Regions from separate parts of the Homo sapiens genome. Here region 2 is linked to region 1. The links are chromatin contacts, found by Hi-C in ENCODE. All regions are on one chromosome and are shown on one strand. The core of a region is the stretch at or near the end of the contact, and the rest is flanking DNA. Distances in the headings are between cores, read along the strand shown.

The links. A loop is a pair of places that touch in the nucleus more often than their neighbours do. Pooled maps may share reads with other maps.
Region 2: a loop to region 1 is called in a map with no recorded cell type, with 5 times the contacts of the local background. The contact joins the promoter of SFT2D1 here to the promoter of TBXT in region 1. A Hi-C loop is called at or near these places in 2 of 37 single-sample maps with no recorded cell type and 2 of 50 pooled maps.

The regions. Positions count from the first base shown.
Region 1 is chr6:166,163,487-166,170,545 of GRCh38, reverse strand. TBXT (T-box transcription factor T) reads left to right here and starts at 2,695. Exons shown (of 8, transcript NM_001366285.2): 1 at 2,695-3,160; 2 at 3,690-3,954; 3 at 4,706-4,840; 4 at 5,685-5,746; 5 at 5,880-5,941. The coding sequence starts at 2,955. It overlaps LNCDAT (lncRNA divergent activator of TBXT), which reads right to left and starts at 2,449. Exons shown (of 2, transcript NR_166068.1): 1 at 2,396-2,449; 2 at 1-474. RefSeq lists an enhancer at 1,959-2,553.
Region 2 is chr6:166,337,820-166,344,878 of GRCh38, reverse strand. It overlaps SFT2D1 (SFT2 domain containing 1), which reads left to right and starts at 2,334. Exons shown (of 8, transcript NM_145169.3): 1 at 2,334-2,460. The coding sequence starts at 2,398. It overlaps LOC100289495 (a long non-coding RNA gene), which reads right to left and starts at 2,248. Exons shown (of 2, transcript NR_040022.1): 1 at 1,732-2,248. RefSeq lists an enhancer at 1,509-2,402 and a silencer at 2,464-2,623.

The sequences.
Region 1 (7,059 bases), core at 1,446-3,945:
TGTGTGTGTTTTCTTATAAAATGTTTCAAGCATGTTTTCGGTGGGACAGTTGCATCCTGAGGCCCAGCCATAAGGCTTTGTCTTGTTTTTCTCTGAATGGCTGGGCTTGCCAAGGAGAGATAGACCCTGGGAGCGAAACAGCTGGCGGTGCCTCAGCCCCTCTTTCCTCCCAAGGAAGCGCATTGTTATTAACTGGGAATTCTTTATAGCCGGGCTGGAGGAAGTTTTGGCTGTAAACTGTCATGCACTGCAGCCTTCGCTGAAAAGGCGGAGGGAGTGGGCCTGGTCCTGGGAACCGAGGAACAAAGATCAGAAAATCAGCCACAGAAAGGGGAGGAAAAATAAACGTTAGAAAGTGAAGACAGGTGACACTACACAAGTGCTGGCCAAAGTCGGTGACTTCCAACCTCTACCTCCTCCGACTTGGGTGGTTCAATTCCTGGGTCGTACTCTTCAATGCTTCAGACATTCTCTCTGGAGAGTAGAAATTTTATTACGCGTGTTAGAAACGGAATATTCTTTCCTGCTGAAGTTGTATTCTTATTTGGCCGTGCCCCTCCTGTTCGGAACAGTTTTAGAGCGATCTGTTAAACCCTCCAGTCTTCTTTGGCGCTTCCCGACTGTGGGAAAAGCGGCCGCGACGCCGTCCGAGCGCAGGGGAGGGATCCAGCCTTCGGGACTCCTTTGCCCTGAAGCCGCAGGAGAGGTTTCGCTCCCGTGCCTAGGGTTCCGAGGCCCTCAATTGCCTGGGACCCACCCTCGTTCCTCCTTCACCTCCCCTCCACTTTTCCCTTTTATCTTATCCTCGGGAGGCCTTGGGCCAAAGCGATGACCTCTTAGACATTTTAATACCCGGAGTAAGGAGAGTAACACGCACCACGCTCTCCCCCAAAGCCCAGGACCCGATGAGCCAGTGAAGGCGTGTCAGGAGGGTCCGGCGTCAGGAGCAAATGAGGTCCTTTTGGTGCCTCTTTCTAGAAGGAAACTTCCCCACCTCGGGTCAGCCCCCTGGGAATATCCATGCATCCCAGACATCAAAAGACACTGAGAAATGCGGACAGGGACTAGACGCTCCGGCTTCCTGACTCGTCGGTGTAAGTTGGAGAAGGGAGAGAAGGAGCCCTGTCCCCCACGGGCGGCAGGCACCCTTCCCCGGGACTGGCTCCTGGCAGCCCTCCGCATACCGCGAGGCGGGTCGATCCCTCGAGTCCCGGGCGGGGATCCCTCCTTCGGCTTCCCCAGCAATTCCCGACCCCGGAGCGAGCCCGGCTGGGCGAGGGGCGAGGGGCAGGGGGCAGGGGGCAGGGGAGACTTAGCGCGGGGCGCAGATACCATGTCCGCGGGAAAGCCCCCTTGCTAGGGCGCAAGACTCCTCTGAACTCGCTGCCCCACCCGATGCGCAGGCTTTCTCTAGAGGGGTTGGGGCTGGGGTGCCCGCTCAGGAGACCGGGAAACAGAGGCTGCTACCCGAGGCAGGCCCTCGTCCAGCGAATGGGCGAGGTGTGCAGAAGCGCAAAGCCAGGCCTTGGAAGGGGGAGCTTCTGCCTCCTTCCCCCTTCCTGGGCTCCCGTTTTAGGAGGAATGTTACTGTTTAAAGAGACCCCACTGAACTATTTCCTGCTCATTGTCACCTCTCCTTCGCTCTCCTCGCGTAAGTTCTCACCGAAAGGTAATAAAACAACCGCTGCCGACACCGCTTGGCGCTGGGCCGGGCGGGGAAAGCGCCCCGAGTCCCACTAGTCCGGACCACCCCGCCAGCCCCGACCTTCTCCCACCTTCCGTGAAAGCAATGACACAGCAGAAACCACGCACACGCCTGGCACACTCGATGCGCGCGCTGACCTCGGCAACAAGTCCTGTTTTTATAAGAGAGCGAGGAGGACACTTCTCAGAAGGGGTTGTTTTGCTTTTGCTTATTTCCGTCCATTTCCCTCTCTGCGCGCGGACCTTCCTTTTCCAGATGGTGAGAGCCGCGGGGACACCCGACGCCGGGGCAGGCTGATCCACGATCCTGGGTGTGCGTAACGCCGCCTGGGGCTCCGTGGGCGAGGGACGTGTGGGGACAGGTGCACCGGAAACTGCCAGACTGGAGAGTTGAGGCATCGGAGGCGCGAGAACAGCACTACTACTGCGGCGAGACGAGCGCGGCGCATCCCAAAGCCCGGCCAAATGCGCTCGTCCCTGGGAGGGGAGGGAGGCGCGCCTGGAGCGGGGACAGGTGAGGCCGCGCGAACGTTCCAGCCTGGCGCGGCTGCGGGATCCGGGCGCGCTGGGAAAGCGAGGAGGACCCCGCGCGGGAATCAGGGAGCATCGCAGGCTGCCGGGCAGCCCCTCGCGGAAGTGCGGGCTGGGGCGGGCTGGGGCGGGCTGGGGCAGGCCGGGGCGTCCAGCTTACCTTCCTCCGGGGCTTGCCCCGCCGCTTTGATGGAGGTGCAAACATTTGGAGAAGGGCGGGGGTGTAGGGGCTGGGCCGGGGCTCGCAGGGCTGGGGCCCCGGATTTACATGAAACAGGCGTGCGGGAGCCCATTGTTGGCCCCCGGCCTCCCAGACCCGCCCGGCTGGGTCTGATATGGCCGCTCTCGGCCAATGGGAGGCTGCCCGGCACTTCAAAGCGTGCGCGGCCCAATCCGCCGAGCACCCCAGCGCTGCCGCCGCGGCTCTATTTATGGGGAGGGCACTGAATTTCGGTCCCCAGAGACCTACACTAGTAGAGCCTTGGGGAGTTCAAGTGGAATAACTTCTCCCCACCCCTCTGCCCCCGTCCCCTCCCCCCAAGTCTTGGTCCGCGCCCTCCTCCCGGGTCTGTGCCGGGACCCGGGACCCGGGAGCCGTCGCAGGTCTCGGTCCAAGGGGCCCCTTTTCTCGGAAGGGCGGCGGCCAAGAGCAGGGAAGGTGGATCTCAGGTAGCGAGTCTGGGCTTCGGGGACGGCGGGGAGGGGAGCCGGACGGGAGGATGAGCTCCCCTGGCACCGAGAGCGCGGGAAAGAGCCTGCAGTACCGAGTGGACCACCTGCTGAGCGCCGTGGAGAATGAGCTGCAGGCGGGCAGCGAGAAGGGCGACCCCACAGAGCGCGAACTGCGCGTGGGCCTGGAGGAGAGCGAGCTGTGGCTGCGCTTCAAGGAGCTCACCAATGAGATGATCGTGACCAAGAACGGCAGGTGGGTGCGCGTCCGGAGCCCGCGCGCGCCGCGCTCTCCAGCGCCTGGGCAGCCTGGGGGACCTGGCAAGTTCCCGGAGGTCGAACCCTTTTTCTCCTGGAGGAGGGCTTTGTGTTTGTTCCCGCTCTGGTTAACTCCCTCGAGTGCATTTCTACAAGCCCCTCTTCTGGGGCTTTCTCCGCGGAAGCTTGGGGAGGAGGAACGCGCACTTCGGTGTCCCGACCTCGGAGGCATCCCGGGACCCGCGAGGCGCGCCCTGGTCCCCGCCTGTCCCCGCGGGATGTGGCCTCCTGCACTGAAACCCTTCGCCAGGTCCTCTCCTCCCCTCCCTCCCGAGGCCGTGGAGATGGTGAGGAGGCCACCTGGACCTGGCAGGGCTCGGGGAAGGGGGAGCTTGGGAGTCACCCTCGGACGTTCCCCAGGGGGCTCCTCTGTGCCCCGAAATAACTGAGGCCTCTGTGCCCAGCTTCTGCCTCCGGCCTACCTGGTCAGTGTCGGGGTCCTCCTGCGCCCGCCCCGTGTTTTCCAGGAGGATGTTTCCGGTGCTGAAGGTGAACGTGTCTGGCCTGGACCCCAACGCCATGTACTCCTTCCTGCTGGACTTCGTGGCGGCGGACAACCACCGCTGGAAGTACGTGAACGGGGAATGGGTGCCGGGGGGCAAGCCGGAGCCGCAGGCGCCCAGCTGCGTCTACATCCACCCCGACTCGCCCAACTTCGGGGCCCACTGGATGAAGGCTCCCGTCTCCTTCAGCAAAGTCAAGCTCACCAACAAGCTCAACGGAGGGGGCCAGGTAGGTGTGAGGAGCCCGCCAGGTCTGGGACCAGCGAGGAGGGGGCCGCGCTGCGCCTTCTGCACGGGGGTTGTGGGAAGGGACGCTGCTTGAACGGGAGGCGACGTCTGCCCTGGAGAAACTGCCACAGCCTTCTCTAATAAGGCCTTTAGCGCTGTTTATACTAAGCTGATAACATCCACGCCTGGCGAACGGGGAGCGGGAGCACTCCCCTTTGAAGGACTGGAGCTTTTGGGGAACTTCCGTTGTCTAGCCCTAAACTCTCCTGGGGGTGGAAAAGATATCAGCCTTGATGGCAAAGTCGCATTTAAATTTAAACATGCGCCACAGTACTTACTGCGTGGAGTCGGAACAAACTTGTAAAGTCGTGCTTTTCTAAAGAACATTCTTTAGTCGGGGATTGTTCCTGGAAGACCCCAGGTTAGGCAAGTTGCAAACAAGCTCAGTCTTTTAAAAATGACCATAGCCTTCCTGAAAGCCTTAGTACTTTATTCCACCAGGTGAAAGGATTTTGTGATGAGCATTCATTGCTTTTAATGGTGTGTAGCATCTCACATCCCTTTTCCAAACAAGCTGTGGGAATAGCACATATAAACCGCGGAGAAGCCTCCCCTGGTGGAACCCCACTTCCCTCAACAGCAGAGACACTTTCTTGGGATCCAGAGGACTTTCTGCATCCTGGAGAAATGGATGTTTTGCTGTTTTAACGCAGGCCTTTCAGTGCCACCAATCCTGTATCTGTCTCCCTCAGATCATGCTGAACTCCTTGCATAAGTATGAGCCTCGAATCCACATAGTGAGAGTTGGGGGTCCACAGCGCATGATCACCAGCCACTGCTTCCCTGAGACCCAGTTCATAGCGGTGACTGCTTATCAGAACGAGGAGGTGAGAAGGACAGAGGCGGATCGCTTTCCCGGTGTGCTGCGGTGTGGTGTGCTGCTCCGTGGAGATTCTGGAGGAGCGGGGAGACGCGCTAACCCGCACTGAGAGGAAGGCTTCCTGCCCTTTCAAATAATATTCCGGAACTTGAAATGGAAGCACAGGAGAGAACTGTTTAAATTAAGTCCCCATTCAAACATTTTCCCCTTGAATTCTCCATACAAGTGTTTAAAACTAGAAACAACTTCTCAATGCTCAAAATGAAAAGATCCAAAAAGCATTCAGGTTAAATGGTGTGAGAATTTCTTGAGAACAAGACTTGAGTGAGAGAGGGGCATGTCCTTCCTTGGAAATCTTCCCCAAAGGGTGGGGGGGCAACCCCTCAAATCTCTGCAGTGTGAAGACTCAACTAGATACAAGCTACTGCATAGGTGCCTGTAAATCTATGCCTAAGCCCAACCCCAAAGTACTGCAAATTCGACATTAGTTGGATACCTTGTTGGTGTTGACGTTGACCGAAAACTAGAACTTCCAGGTCTCTATTTCCTAAGCAGCCCCAGACTGTGTTTTCAGCCATTTCTGATTTATACACATGGAACATTGTTAGTAGTAGGTTAAATTTATTGTGAATCCCACTCAGAACATTGACATTGAAAATTTTTCATAAGCATGCTACTCTGTACAATTACTCAGCTATTTTCAGTTCCAAATAGAAAACTGTATGTGGAAAGAAGTCTGATTATATTTGAATATTTAAAAGTGGTACTGGCATTTCTCAATTTCTTGGTGCCAAATTAAATCCCCTGGCTAATAGGGAATATACTAGTAAATGCAATTTCTTGTTTTTCAGATCACAGCTCTTAAAATTAAGTACAATCCATTTGCAAAAGCTTTCCTTGATGCAAAGGAAAGGTGAGAGAATTCTAACTATAAATACCCTTGGGCAAAGAAGTATGCAGAAAGATGAAATATTGCTGCACATACTCTTTTCTGAATTTCCTTATTTTTGAAAATTCGATATACTTTTTTTTTTTCATTTTGATAGAAGTGATCACAAAGAGATGATGGAGGAACCCGGAGACAGCCAGCAACCTGGGTACTCCCAATGTACGGTTTGTTGCACTCTGTCATGTCATTCTGCGTCATCGGGACTAGACTTGCTGAGAGCTGGGAAGTGGAGATGGAGAAGACAAGGGTGTTTCTGGGTGTGCCTGGGATGTAAGATTGCCTTTTTGCCATGCGAGGCTCTTGGCCCTGTGATGTTGAAGCTGTGTTGCCCATCTAACCTCTGCTCTAATCGGGGCTGTGGATACTCTCCTGGGTGCTTTTGTTTTGCCGTGAGGCAGCTGCCACCATGCCTGGGGTGGATCATTGAGACCTAGCTGGGTGTTTGGACTCTCCTGTATTAGGTAGGCAACAGGAGAATCTAGCTCATTACCTCCTCTTTGAGGCTTTCATTAATGGTTGAAGAGCCATCTTTCCAATGATGCTTAGGAACCAAATTTTTCCTTAGCCCTTTGGTTCTAGGAATGTCTCACCAGCTCCTGTGGCTCTGAGGATGAGAGAGTTGGATTTAAGTCTAGCTCCCTCTAGGACTTTCAGGAGTCAGAGTGCAGGATAGAGGATTATACGGCAGCATTTGTTGGGAGAAACGCTCTCTCTCATCCTGGTCCGTCCTCTCCACCCGGGGAAGGGACTTGGAGATATTAAACAATGAACGCGGTAGCACTGGCTGGTCAAGAGGCTGGATGAATCAACAGGGCACACTCCTCCTTACACAGGCATTTTCTATTCTGTAGATTTTTCATCATTTCCTAGGCTGATTGAACAACCAGAAAGGCAGTCACTTGAGTAGAGTGAGCCACTGCTCTGGCCAGGGCCGGCTGGGCAGCCAGGGCACGTCTGCACCCTTCCTTCCAGTGCTGCCTGGAGAATTGTTAGTAGTTTGGAAATTGAAGCCACAGTAGTTGTCCCGCTAGGGGTTGCTTTTTCTCAATCAAAACAACAAAGCTTGAAGAGTGTAGAAGAGGACGGGCACGGTGGCTCACGCCTGTAATCCCAACACTTTGGGAGGCCAAGTTGGATGGATCATTTGAGATCAGGGAGTTAGAGACCAGCCTGGCCAATATGGTGAAACCTCATCTCTACTAAAAATACAAAAATTGTCAGGCATGATGGTGGGCGCCTGTAATCCCAGCTACTTGGGAGGCTGAGGCATGAGAATC
Region 2 (7,059 bases), core at 1,085-3,584, 170 kb before region 1:
TATGTGGCCAGGAAGCAGGAAGAGCTAGGAAGTAAGGTTTTTTTGTTTGTTTTTTGAGACAGAGTCTCACTCTGTTGCCCAGGATGGAGTGCAAACGAGCGACCTCAGCTCACTGCAACCTCCACCTCCTGGGTTCAAGCGATTCTCCTGTCTCAGCTTCCCAAGTAGTTGGGACTACAGGCGCCCGCCACCATGCCCAACTAATTTTTGTATTTTTGGTAGAGACGGGGTTTCACCATATTGTCCAGGCTGGTCTCAAACTCCTGACCTTGTGACCCACCCGCCTTTGCCTCCCAAAGTGCTGGGATTACAGGAGTGAGCCACCGCGCTCGGCCTATACTTGAAAATCTTGAAAGCAGTTATGTCAGATATGTGAACCAGAGAAGCCCATCTTGAATAGCGGCTGGGTAAAATGAGGTTGAGACCCACTGAGCTGCATTCCCAGACAGTTAAGTCATTCTAAGACACAGGATAAGATAGAAGGTCAGCACAAGATACAGATCATAAAGACCTTGCTGATGAAACAGACTGCAGTAAAGAAACCGGCCAAATCCCACCAAAACCAAGGTAACAAGAGAGACCTCTGGTCGTTCTCATTGCTACACTCCCACTAGCGCCATGGCAGTTTACAAATGCCATGGCAATATCACGAAGTTAGCCTATATGGTCTAAAAAGGGGAGGCATGAATCCACCCCTTGTTTAGCATATCATCAAGAAATAACCATAAAAATGGGCAACCAGCAGCCCTGGTAATAGACAGCCCTGCTCTGCCTATGGAGTAGCTATTCTTTTGTCCTTCTACTTTTTTTTTTTTTTTTTGAGACGGAGTCTCGCTCTGTCGCCCAGGCTGGAGTGCAGGGGCGCGATCTCGGCTCACTGCAAGCTCCGCCTCCCGGGTTCAAGCAATTCTCTGCCTCAGACTACCGATGTTCCTCTACTTTTTAAATAAACTTGTTTTCACTTGCCCTGAATTCTTTTTGCGCAAGATCCAAGAACCCTCTTTTGGGGTATGGATCCGGACCCCTTTCCCGTAACACTTACGGACATACTCTCTTATTCAACAGAAACATAGTTTTATTCTATAGATTTTACAATCTATTTTCTGACCTTTTAAAGTTAAGGACATAAGGATAAGACTTCTCATATTAGTATGAACAGGCCACATAGAAATATCTTCTGCCTAAAGGAAAAGGATGCTGAGCATTGGACCGTTTCATCACAAGAAGGCGCGACTTGCTTTCCTAGGGTTCCTGTGGTATTTGTTTTTATCTAATTGAGTTTAGATAAAATCTCTACTGAGGCAGTAGGATGGACAATGAAACTTTTTGAGGATCCACCTTTTAACTGAAAGATTTTAGGGAGGAAATGGAGTGGGCAAAGTAATCAAAAGAACAGGCATTCTCATTACCATCTTACCAAGCCTAGAAGCAAACAGAAGAGCAAAACCTATCACTTAATGACTTCTGGAGACCATATTAGACAGGCAGCCCTGATTTTTAATCTCCTTTCTTAGCATGGTGGAAAATGAGAGAGAGAAAAATGCCACTTCCCCATTTCTTAGTGTTTGTTCATCCAGCACGAGCCGGAGAACAGTAAACGCTTGTTCAATGGTTTCACTGTTCACACAAAACTGGAAAAATGGGTTGCATTAGCTATTCCTTTTATAAATAAGATTTCACTCTTTCAAACTCCTAGCTGACCAGTGAACTGAGTAAAGAAATAGCTCTCACAAGGGCAAAGGAGTGAGGCAGCCTCTTGCTATTTCTCCTGAGACGGTCTGAAATACAGCTCCTCGCTTTAATCCTGAGGCAGGTGTTTGTGTCTCCGGATGAGGACACCCAGCTGGGAAGGCTAGCGACGCCCCCAGGGCCACCTCATGGGTGGCAGGGCGCTCTTCGGAGCACGGCCACCTGCCCGCAGGAGCCCTCCGCTCTCCGATTCCAGGCGAGGGGAGGCGCATTCGGGGCCTCGACTTCTGGGAACCCGGGGTGCCGCGGACCCGCCCAGCAAGGCCCCTCGCGGGGCCCGGAGGACGCCAAGTGCAGGGTTCAGTGGTCGTGCCCCAGTCGGGTCTACACTCAATGGCTGTGCGCCAGCTGTGGGCAGGGGGTCCACACCCGCGCTGTGTCCCCGCGCGTTACCACGGCGCACCTCGCGGACAGTGGGAAGGGATAGCCCCACCATCAGCGCCCACTCCGCGGACTTCACGGACCACTACCGGGTCCGAGAGAAAGGCTGGTGAGCATGCGCGCATTGCTACGGCGGCCGCGCTGACGCACAGGAAGCGGGCGGGACCGGACTTCCGGCTGGTCTGTGGGGTTTCGGGTTCGGGGTTTCCTGGTGGGCGTCAGGGGCAGGCAACAGAGTGGCGGCCGCTACGGCCCTGTAACAGGGCCATGGAGAAGCTGCGGCGAGTCCTGAGCGGCCAGGACGACGAGGAGCAGGGCCTGACTGCGCAGGTAGCGAACTTGCGCCCTCGTCCAGTCCCGGGGCTGCCCGCTGGCCCCGGCCGCACTGAGGACCGGCCGAGCGGGTGGGGTGGGTGCGAGGCCGGGGGTCTGGGACTCCTCTGCCCGGCTGGTTGATTTAGGAGGGCTCCGCCTGCTTCCTGGGTAGAATTTGAGAACTTTCCAGTTTTCCATGCGGTCTACTTAAACCCACTTTGAGGCCCCCCCCCGACTCTCCCATCTGGCCTTCTGACTTAGGAATCCGCTAACGTCTGCCCTCGCTTTCCCAAATAATCCATCGCTCCCACGTACTATTTGGTTTTCTGAGCCTGGTGCGGGGTCTGGCCTCGGGCTGTGCAGCGTAAGTAGCTATGCAGGGCATTTATCCTGCAAGCTGCAGTGAGCCGAGACCCTAAAGCTTGTTGCATCTGTTTGTCTTTGGAGGTAAAGGTGGTGTTATGTGTGTGTTTGCTGGGGGGTGGTCTTTTGGAAATAGGGAGACTGGAGGAAAAATAAACAGGACATTGGTAAGTGAAATAATATTGAATTAAAATTTTTCTGTTAAGGCAGTGAGCCCTGGTAAGAGATTTTTTTTTTTTTCTTAATAAAAGCCCTTGTGTCTGCGCCTTACCAGCGAGACTTGATAAGGGTTACTTCCTCCAGCAAGAAGGTTAAAAGTAGCAGTGGAGCAGGAACTGCGGTGTAAGTTTTTTTGTTATTGCATGCGATTATATTGCACGTTATTGTGTGCTGTCGCAGAAGTTGGACGTTTAAAATTGAATTGTATTTCATAAGGATCTTCTATTTGTCTCTCCTGACTTCCTTGTCATTATACTTACTCAGCACTTGGTGTGGGTAGAGTTCTGGGCTACAGTTTTGGGTTCAGAGAGTGTAAGACAAGTATCTGTTCTCATTGCACTCTGTAACTCTGTATATTACCACAGCCACATGTGGCCAATGAATTTTTTTTTTTTTTTTTTTTAGATGGAGTCTTGCTTTGTCGCTCAGGCCTGGAGTGCAGTGGCGTGATCTCGACTCGCTGCAACCTCTGCCTCCCGGGTTCAAGCAATTCTCCTGCCTCAGCCTCCTGAGTAGCTGGGATTACAGGCACCTGCCACCATGCCCTGCTAATTATTTTGTGTTTTTAGTAGAGATGGGGGTTTCACCATGTTGGTCAGGCTGGTCTCGAACTCCTGACCTCAAGTGATCCGCCCACCTTGACCTCCCAAAGTGCTTGGATGACAGGCTTGAGCCACTGCGCCTGGAGCAATTAAATTTAAATTAATTAAAATTAAATAAAATTTAACATTCAGTTCCTTAGTCACAGCAACCACATTTCACATGTTCAGTAGGCACATGTGGTTAAAGGCTACTGTATTAAACAGCGCAGATACAGAACATTTGCATTGCAGAAAGTTCTATTGGACAGTGCTACTCTAAACTTTGGAGATGCAAAGGTAATATCACTTATCTTGAGCCCACTGTCTAGAGGGGAGAAAGATATGTGGAGAAGTAATCAATCAAAGATTAGAGTGACTGGCTGTATAGACAAGTGCTGTGAGTTCAGAGGAGGTGATCGTTCATTAACAAATATTCAAGTTCCTGCATATGTTTGACATTGTTCAAGATGCAGGTGTTAATAACAGTGACCAGTGCAAATACCTCTTTCACATGGAACTTAAATTTTAATTGGAGGAAACAGTGAATAAACAAGTATATAATGTGTCAGACAGCCACAGAAAAAGTCAGAGCAGGTTGAGGAGGTTGGGGTTGCCATATTACTTAGATAAGGCCTCCCTGCCAGGGAGTCATGTGAGCACAGCTCAGAAGAGCTGCTGGGATGTCTGAGCATCCTGTGAATAAAAGCCTCCAAGGCAGATACAGAGTCCCAAGTGGTGTGTGGTCAGCATGTTCAGGGCCAGTAAGGAGGCCAGAGGGGCTCTAGCAGCGGGGCAGAGAAGAGGGACAATTGTAGAAGAAAAGGTGAAGCAGGAAGGGGGATTCTCAATTGTGAGGGTTCTCATAGGCCATAGAAAGGATTTTAGCTTTACTCTGAGTGTGATAGGAAGCCTTTGGGTTTAGAGCAGAGTGGTGGTGTGACCGACTTGGATTTTAAAGGATCACTCTGGCAGCTCTGTGGAGAACAAACTGTAGAGGCAATGTTAGAAGCCCAGAGACTGGGCTGGAGACAAGTACAGTTGTCCTGGCAAGAGATGACTGTGGCTCAAATCAGTGATAGAAGTGGTTTAAAGAGCAAAAAAGCCTGTTTAAAAAACAAAAAAGTGGTCAGATTCTGTAAATGGTCTGAGTGTACAGCCAGCAGGCCACACTGTTGACGGATTGGATGTGTGAGAGTGGGAGGAGGCAAGGATGCCTCATGGCATTCGACCTGAGCATCTGGAGAGGTGGAGTTGCCATTAAGTGACTGTGGGAGGAGCAGGTTCAGGGAGGAAAATCATTTCAGTGTGGACGTGAAGTCTGAGATCCAGGTAGCATCCAAGTGGAGATGTGAGGAAAGCAGTTGGACGTAACACTGTAGAGTTTGTGGGAGGAAATAGGAGAGAGATGAGATCGTCAAGATGAGGTCCAAGGTTTGACCTCTGGTTTTCTCTAGGTGTGTAGAAGTTTAGAGGATGAGCAGAAGCCGGCAAAGACAGCTGAGAGGCGTGGCGAGAGAAGGAGGAGGAGAACCAAGAGAGAAGGATGCCCCAGAAAGTGAGGGAAGAGAGTGCTTTAGGAAGGGGATGGGACCCAGTACTGTTGATGGGTCTCAGAAGTTAAGAGCAGATTACCCGTGGAGGTTATCAGTTGTCACTTCCACGAGAGCAGTCTTGGTGGCTGGATGGGGTCAGAGGCCTGATTGAAGTCAGGGGAGAATAGAAAGAAGATGGAGATGGTATGGCCATCTCAGTGATTTTTCCTGTGGAGCAAAGAAGTGGGTGGTAGTTGAAGGATGCAGTGGGGTCGGGGAACATGTCATTTTCCCAAGGAAAATACTGGATGTTTCTGTGCATTGGGAATGGTCCAGGAAAGGGGAAAATTATGGTGCAGGCAAGAGGGAATTGTTGCTAGGGGGCTATTGAGGAGTGACTTGGAAAGCAGGTTTCTCTAGGGAGGAGGAAGGGGCAGGAAGTGGCAGTGAGGAGGGCAGACACCTAGCTCACTGCCTGTCCAAGTGGTACAGGATTCACAGGGGAGAGCCCTGGTCCTGGAGACTAAATTTCAAACCTAGCCGGAAGGTGAGAGGATCATCAGAGAAGAGGGTGAGGACATAGGGAGGTTTGCTGTTGGTTTTTGGAGATGGGTAGGAGATGAGATGGGATTAAAGGCGCACAGACCTGAATGGGGTGAGGGATGACCTGAGAGTGTTGCACGTCTTGTGCAGCAAGACGTAACCAGGATGGCGGGCACATTGGAATTGGGTCTTGACAGGGATGGTTCTAGGCCAGTTGAGGAGTTGGGCGAGGCAGTGAAGGTCATAGGGGAGCATCCTGACATCCAGGCTGCATCATCCTCCTATGCAGGCGCTTTGAGCCCCGGGGAGAGGCACGGTAGCCAGAGTTCTGGGACCTCTCCTTCGAGATGCCTGGGAAGAAGTCAAGGAGGGAGAGATATTGAGCCAGATCTTAAGAGAGTTGATCATATTCCTCCCCTGATCACATCCTTCATTGACTTCCTGCAGCACTTGAGTAAAATCCAGATCCCTCCCTTGGCCTCTCAGCCCTGCACTGCTTGTCGGCCCGCCTCCCCACCCTCTCCCCAGTGCTTGCCTTGCCCTGCCCTCTTTCTCCTCCTCAGTTGGAGCCATTTTCTTCTGCCTGGGAGACCTGGCAGTTGCATTTCTTTTTTCAGGAATGCCCCTTCCTGGCTCTTTTCAGAGTTGGATTGGTCACTTCCTGATGTCTTCACTTGGTCACCTCTTTAGAGAGGCTCTTCCTGACCCAGTTACTCTGCCCCTATTTATGTCCTTAGTAGAACCTGCCTCATTAGTTTATTGCCCATTTTCCCCCATCTGAATGTAAGTACGCTAGGTGCTGTCTTATTCCTTTCTGTGTATGTAGAACCTACCAAGTACCTGGTGTCTAATAGCTGTTCATAACTACTTGTTGAACAAACAGATGAGTGAGTTGTTTGGATTTGGGTAACTACCAAGGAGAGCTGAGGGCATTGGCATAAGGTAATTGTTGGGAGTTAGATGACAAGAACATAATGCCGGAACATTCTACAGAGTTCTCTTGTGGGAGTCCTACTAACCCCTGCTGACAATTTGCGAGATGTCTTAGTCCATTCAGCCTGCTGTAATAAAATACCTTAGACTTTGTGATTTATAAACAACAGAAATTTATTTCTTACGGGTTTTGAGGCCGGAAGTCAGAGATCAAGGTGCACTCATGGGTTCTTGGTGAGGCCTCCCCCTTCCTGGTGTCACACTGTTGCCTCTGGTTATATCTTGACATGGCAGAGAGCAGAGAGCTTTAGTCTCTTTCTCGTCTTATTAGGGCGTGGATCCCATTCATGAGGACTCCATCCCCATGACCTGATCATCTCCTGAAGGGCCATCTTCCAGTACCATCACCATGGGGTCGAGGATTTCAGCAAACACTCAGACCA